2 separate regions of the Homo sapiens genome follow, and region 1 is linked to region 2. Evidence: read pairs that join two places in POLR2A ChIA-PET (ENCODE). Cell type or tissue: Panc1. All regions are shown on one strand. Each heading gives the region's core, and the rest is flanking DNA. Links, peaks and the distances in the headings are about the cores only. Region 1 overlaps MAN2A1 (mannosidase alpha class 2A member 1). Region 2 has its middle 130 kb from the start of SLC25A46.

What was found. Peaks named below come from ENCODE experiments on the same cell type or tissue, not always from the same donor. Only the 100,000 strongest peaks of a DNase experiment are listed, where the experiment ranks them.
Region 1: POLR2A ChIA-PET joins it to region 2 with 14 read pairs; 2 of 35 experiments call an interaction of 5 or more read pairs at or near these places.

The regions. Positions count from the first base shown.
Region 1 is chr5:109,822,522-109,825,455 of GRCh38, reverse strand. MAN2A1 (mannosidase alpha class 2A member 1) reads right to left here. Exons shown (of 22, transcript NM_002372.4): 16 at 1,619-1,733. Among named protein-coding and RNA genes, the nearest start is that of LINC01848, 59 kb to the left of the region's middle. In Panc1, for the core only: no CTCF peak of the experiment used is centred there; a DNase peak (open chromatin) is centred at 1,655.
Region 2 is chr5:110,867,612-110,870,545 of GRCh38, reverse strand. No RefSeq gene overlaps it. Among named protein-coding and RNA genes, the nearest start is that of SLC25A46, 130 kb to the right of the region's middle. In Panc1, for the core only: no CTCF peak of the experiment used is centred there; no DNase peak of the experiment used is centred there.

The sequences.
Region 1 (2,934 bases), core at 249-2,748, 1.0 Mb after region 2:
TGATTGAGAAGTTGGAATTTTAGGAAGAGTTGCTACAGCATTTCCTCTGAGACATAGCCCATCTCTAAATATAACTGATGAAAAACAATGGTAAATCAAACCTGATGACACAAGTTTGTGCCAAAGTGTGTGCCATGTTGTACTCCAGGAAAAACTTTTCCACTAAAAAACAATAGTTTAAAGCAAACTTAAAAATAGATCAGCATATCTTCTGTGGGGTAATGCTATAAAGTTGAAGATGTAACTTAGAGCTCTCAGGGGTATTAAATAATGGCTTACACAAGAGTACAAACAGATGATCAAAAACAGTTTCTGACTTACCAGAAGTTTTGAGAAACTCAATAGAAGATTATTTCAGAACTACAGGTTTTCCTGTAGGTAGCAAAGTGATCACAGATAACTTCAGAAGTCACATTTAGGACACAAAATTAGTGTCTAGCATTATTTTTCCCACCTGCCAGAGAACTTTTACTTCTTGATTCATCCTATGAATCATGGGTTATTCTGAAAAACCTATCATATTATTACCTAAAGAAGTTGCATGAGAAAGTTTGTCCATACCTGAAATTCTAACAAAAAGCAAATACTAATGAAATTTGAAGTTAATAAAAAAGTTAAATAAAAGCAAAATTAAATTTAACTATGAAATCAGAAAATTGAACTTCTGTGATTTAAGAGATTCCCTGAACATAGTATCCCTTTGCTTTCCCACAATACCTAAAAAGGAAACCGTGCCTACCTATACATTTATCTTTAGTTTGTGAAATCCTTTATTTTTTACCTGTATGAAGATTCAGGGAAATAGTATTTTTTCTTTTCTAATTTGTTCAACTTAGCTAACAGCAAAGATAAATTTAAATGGCATTTTTATGAGGTCTTTTTCTAAGAGTGTTGATAATATGGTAAATACCCTGGTTATTAGGATTAAATCTGTAGTTGGAAAAGCACACCATTCTACAAACAATGAATTCTAAATCAACCAACCTAAATGTGCAAGTCTTTGGAAACCACAGCTCCACTCAGACCCCATGGAATCAGTTCCATTGCCCAGGGTTAAGTTCTCAAAAGGATCAAAAGCCTATTTCCTATCACTTGGGTTCATAAAGATGCTGCTCAATACTGTTCTAAAAATGATAAACAATTGCTAGGTTTTATACTCTACTGGGTAAAGAGCTGTAAACAAATAGAACCAGCTTAGAACATTTTTCTCTTAAAGTTACATTCCAGTGATACAGGCTATATTTAAGGAAGCAGGCCCCATATATGTGTGTGGTCTATTAACTGAAAGTCGTATTTAATATAATTTCCATTTCATAAAATCAAAACACTGTATTGTTTTCAGGTGTTAAAAATAAAGTTACCAGTTAATGAGCTCAAGACCAATATGGCAACAATTAAGAGAAGATATACAGAGGAACATGTATATGTAGGGATTGAAACGTTTTACCATTTTTTATTATCAAAGGGTAAGTTTCATATTTTAAATCATATTAAAAATGTCAAGTTTAGAAAAACATCATCTACAAAAACCAACTGTTAATTTAAGAATGGCATAAGAAAAGCAAGAATTCAAAAACCATAATACATATGTTTCATAACTGCATTCCTATTTTCTTACCCTGTATGTGGTATAGTCGGACTCTATGAGTAACATGGTCAAAAAAGCAAGTCACTTCCGAATAAATCCTTCCATGTGTCACTCTGACAAAGGGCGGTGTTGTGTAAACATAAGGCTGAAAAGAAAATAATATATTTAAGAAAAATATTTTGGCTTCCAAACTTTTAAAAGAATATGTTTATTATGGTTTCAAAAATAGAAAATACGTATCACCTGATATTTGCAATTTTAAGTGTAAACCAGATCTTACAAGGTAACAAAATATGCATGTGATAAAAACTGAACGTGTTTTTTATTTTTAAAAATGCTGAAAATAGGAAATAAAAATGTTTACAACTTCACTGGTCTAGAAAGCATTCCTCCCAGCTATACAAATTTCTAACTAAAATCCTTCTATTTGTCCATATAGTTACTTATTAGAAACAGCAATCATTCTACAGAAGTTACATTTTCCCAGGTAAATAATTATTATAACCATGGTCCCAGCCCCCTAATGTTCAGGGTTTGGGACAGGTGGCAAGGATGACTACAGGGAGTCATCTAAGCAAACTGAAAGCAGGATTCAGAAACATAGTTTAATCATAGCTCGGTTTACTAAACTATAAAACATTCTGTCCTTTTACTTGAAAGAACTAGCTGAATATAAATTCACAAACTTGAAAAAACTACTTGGAAACCACTAGTTTAGTTTTTATTTAAATTTTAAAAAATGGTAATAAAGCACATAACTTATGTGACATGGAAGCAAATTTAAAACATTTATGAGTAATTATATTTTTAAAGTATTAGATACCTTAGCTCAACAATAGCATAGAAAGTTAGGCTTGCAATATGAACTACTTAAACAGTGTAAGATTTTCGGCCAGGCGCCGTGGCTCACGCCTTGTAACCCTAGCACTTTGGGAGGCCGAGGTGGGCGGATCACAAGGTCAGGAGATCGAGACCATCCTGGCTAACATGGTGAAACCCCGTCTCTACTAAAAAGACAAAAAATTAGCCAGACTTGGTGGCGGGTGCCTGTAGTCCCAGCTACTCGGGAGGCTGAGGCAGGAAAATGGCGTGAACCCAGGAGGCGGAGCTTGCAGTGAGCTGAGATCGCGCCACTGCATTCCAGCCTGGGTGAAAGTGCAAGACTCCGTCTCCAAAAAAAAAAAATTTTTTTTTCAGAATTGTGTAATTTTCTTCCAAATTTACCTCTTTGGCTAGGGAAAATTTTCTGGAGTTATTAAAATGCTTAATGGTTTACAAATTTCTTGTACCTAATTACCAAATAGCTAGAAAGTGAGGGAGGGGATGAGAACCTGGGATGATGAGTT
Region 2 (2,934 bases), core at 256-2,755:
TGAATCATACTCTAGGACATTTATGTAAGATCAGATTAAATGTGCTAATGAGATATTTTTTAAGCAATAGTTTAATTAGCTTGTATTTAAACCTTTAATTCCAGATGTATTAGTGTAACTCATCAATTCCTTAATGCCATTCATTTAATATATTTGCCAGTTTTTTCTTCATATAGCGTGCTATCCCATGTGCCACTGTGAGCTTTATGCCAGTTTAACTGAACAATTTACGACATGTCTTAATGGTCTAAACGTGGAATTGTTGGAGAGTTTTCATCACATGTAGTAACAGGTTTTGGATTCTAGATTGCGTTTTTTGCATGGCAGTAATATTCTTTGGCACTACCAATGCTAAGTGCCTTTAAGAAAATCAAAGGAGTCATGTCTTATAAGAAGGTTAGACTACTAGTAATATATGACATCACCATATTGGCAAGATGATAGAATGCATCTCCAAGGAATTTTCTTACAGAAGAAATTTTAAGTAGCGTTCTAATGCCATATACTGTCTGACAGTGACATCATTGGAACCTCTTCACAGTTCAATTTCTATCCCATCAGAAGTTTGTTATGAGACAGGATTAAAGATCATGTCCTGATAAGTTTTAGATAAAAATAAGATAGCATCCAAACACTATCACCAAATGTGAGGAAAAGTCTCCCACAATTCTCTGTCTAGACAATTAAGACGTGTCATAAATTATTTAGTAGATTCTTACAGTTGTTTATGTAAGGTGGTTAAGTCTCAGCACCAGCTACTCCTTCATGGTCAAAAATAAAATGATTGGAGTAGAATCTTTGAACATTGAATATAGGGTTACATTGTAATGTCTCTGGAAATTATTTCCTTTTAAGAATGTAGAAAACGTTCAATGGGCTTTCGTTAAAATATTTTAATTCTTTAAAATATAGAATTAAATGTATGACTCTTTAGTGATATATTATCTTACAAGCTACTTTATTATTATACAAAATAAAATTCTTGTTTTGTGATAGAAATTATACACATAACAGAATGCTACAGTTTAAATTAAAATCTTCAAATTAGTTTAATAAACTTTGTCAAAATACTCTTTATTCTTGTAGTATTAAACTAGGTGCTGAGAAGCATAAGAAAAATATATCATTTATCTCCAGCACATTCATGTTTCAACAGGCATGTATCACCTAAAATTTACCAAATTCTAGAGGAACCTTGCTGCCTAAACAAACAAATTTGCCGTATTTCCAAATTGTCTCAGTTCTGTCAATAGCAAAAGGGCTCAAATCTCAGTGATTGCTTTATTTCTTCCTTCTCCTTCCTAGTCTTTATTTAGTTAACATATTTGTCTCTTTTCTCCTCCAAACTCTCTATCCTTCTCTTTCTACCCTATCCATAAGTTTTAAAACATCACGTCTATGTTGAGACTCTCATTCTTGGACTTCTTGTCTTCAATTCCATCTTACCCAATCTACCAGACGAATTATCGTTAATGGTTTATTTCATATTATTCCATTGTTTCAGCACCTCTGACTTGCCTATGGCATTAGATCCAGAATCTCAGTGTCTGCTCATCACCTCATCTCTATCTCATCCCAAACTCTCCCGAGGCTCCTTTCTGTTCCTTCTATTCACTCAGCTATAGGTCTTTTGCTCATTCTGGTTTCCAGATCTCAAATTCTATCTCCACCTCTCTGCAACTATCTGAATCTTTCTCATCTTCTAGAGCACAACTGTAGCCTCATTATTCATTTTTGTCTAATCTCACCAGTCCATGTCTATTTTGTTCTTCTCTGAATCTATATCAGTTAGATTATCTCTCTATGTCTAGACAACCATTTAAATTGGTTACTTAATACATATTAAATGAGTACTACCCAGTCCCTAAACACAAGTAGTTCATAGTCTATAAATCTTTAAGTAAAGCACCAATTTTAAAAATAATTTCCAGATAAGGATAATCTGAATGAATATTAATACTCAGAGTAGGATCAGTATAATTCACAGCCTCAACTTATTTACATAACATTGAAATTTCTTTTTAGCATCTCAAATAATCCAACAAACTTATCTTAAATCTCACTTTTCTTATTTGCAATCTGTGTACGATTCTTTTTTATCATTTTTTCCAAACTACAATGGCAGCCATATAACCAAATAGGGTGAGGCATTTTGGAGGAATTAAAAAAAAGGTAGTATTTTCCAGACCAAATTGTAATCCTTGTAATGAATGAATGATCAGTGGTTGACTACATAGTACCCATGGTCTACCACAGAATTTATGATCACTTGTATTACAATCATCAACTTTTTTTCTAAACACTTGAACATTAAGCTCAACAAAGATACTCAAATCTCTAAGACTTCATGAGTATATTTAACGTTTAGAACTGTCTTTGTCTCTTAGTGGGTTAAATATTTAATAACATAGTAGTGAAAATATTCAGCTAATATTAATTGTGCACTCACCATTTTCCAGACATTCTTTTAAGTGCTTATTTTTATTAACTCATGCAGTTATCACAATAGTCCTACAATTTAAGTGTTTTTATTATTATCCTCATTTTAAAGATGAGAATGCTGGAGGCAGTGAGGCCTTAAATTTTTGCCTAAGGTCACACAGCTAGTAATGGAAAAGTTGGGATTGAAAATCGAGCAGTTTAATGAATTGATTCAGTAACTTCGATGACTCTAGAATAATTCAAAATAAATATTCTATTTGTTCAGTAAAAAATCATTGGTCTCTAATTATATTACATTGCTGCTCATTATAGTCTTTACTTTGTAACATTCATTTTGCCTTTGTCTTACTAGGGAAAAGTTGGAGGCAGTCACTTATATTCTTTTATGGCAAATTGGATTGCTTAAAGATGTTATATTTTTTTTGAAGGATGAAGCTGTATTTAATGTTTAAAATTAGGTCGATTAAGGCAGAAGGAAAGAAATAACTGTTT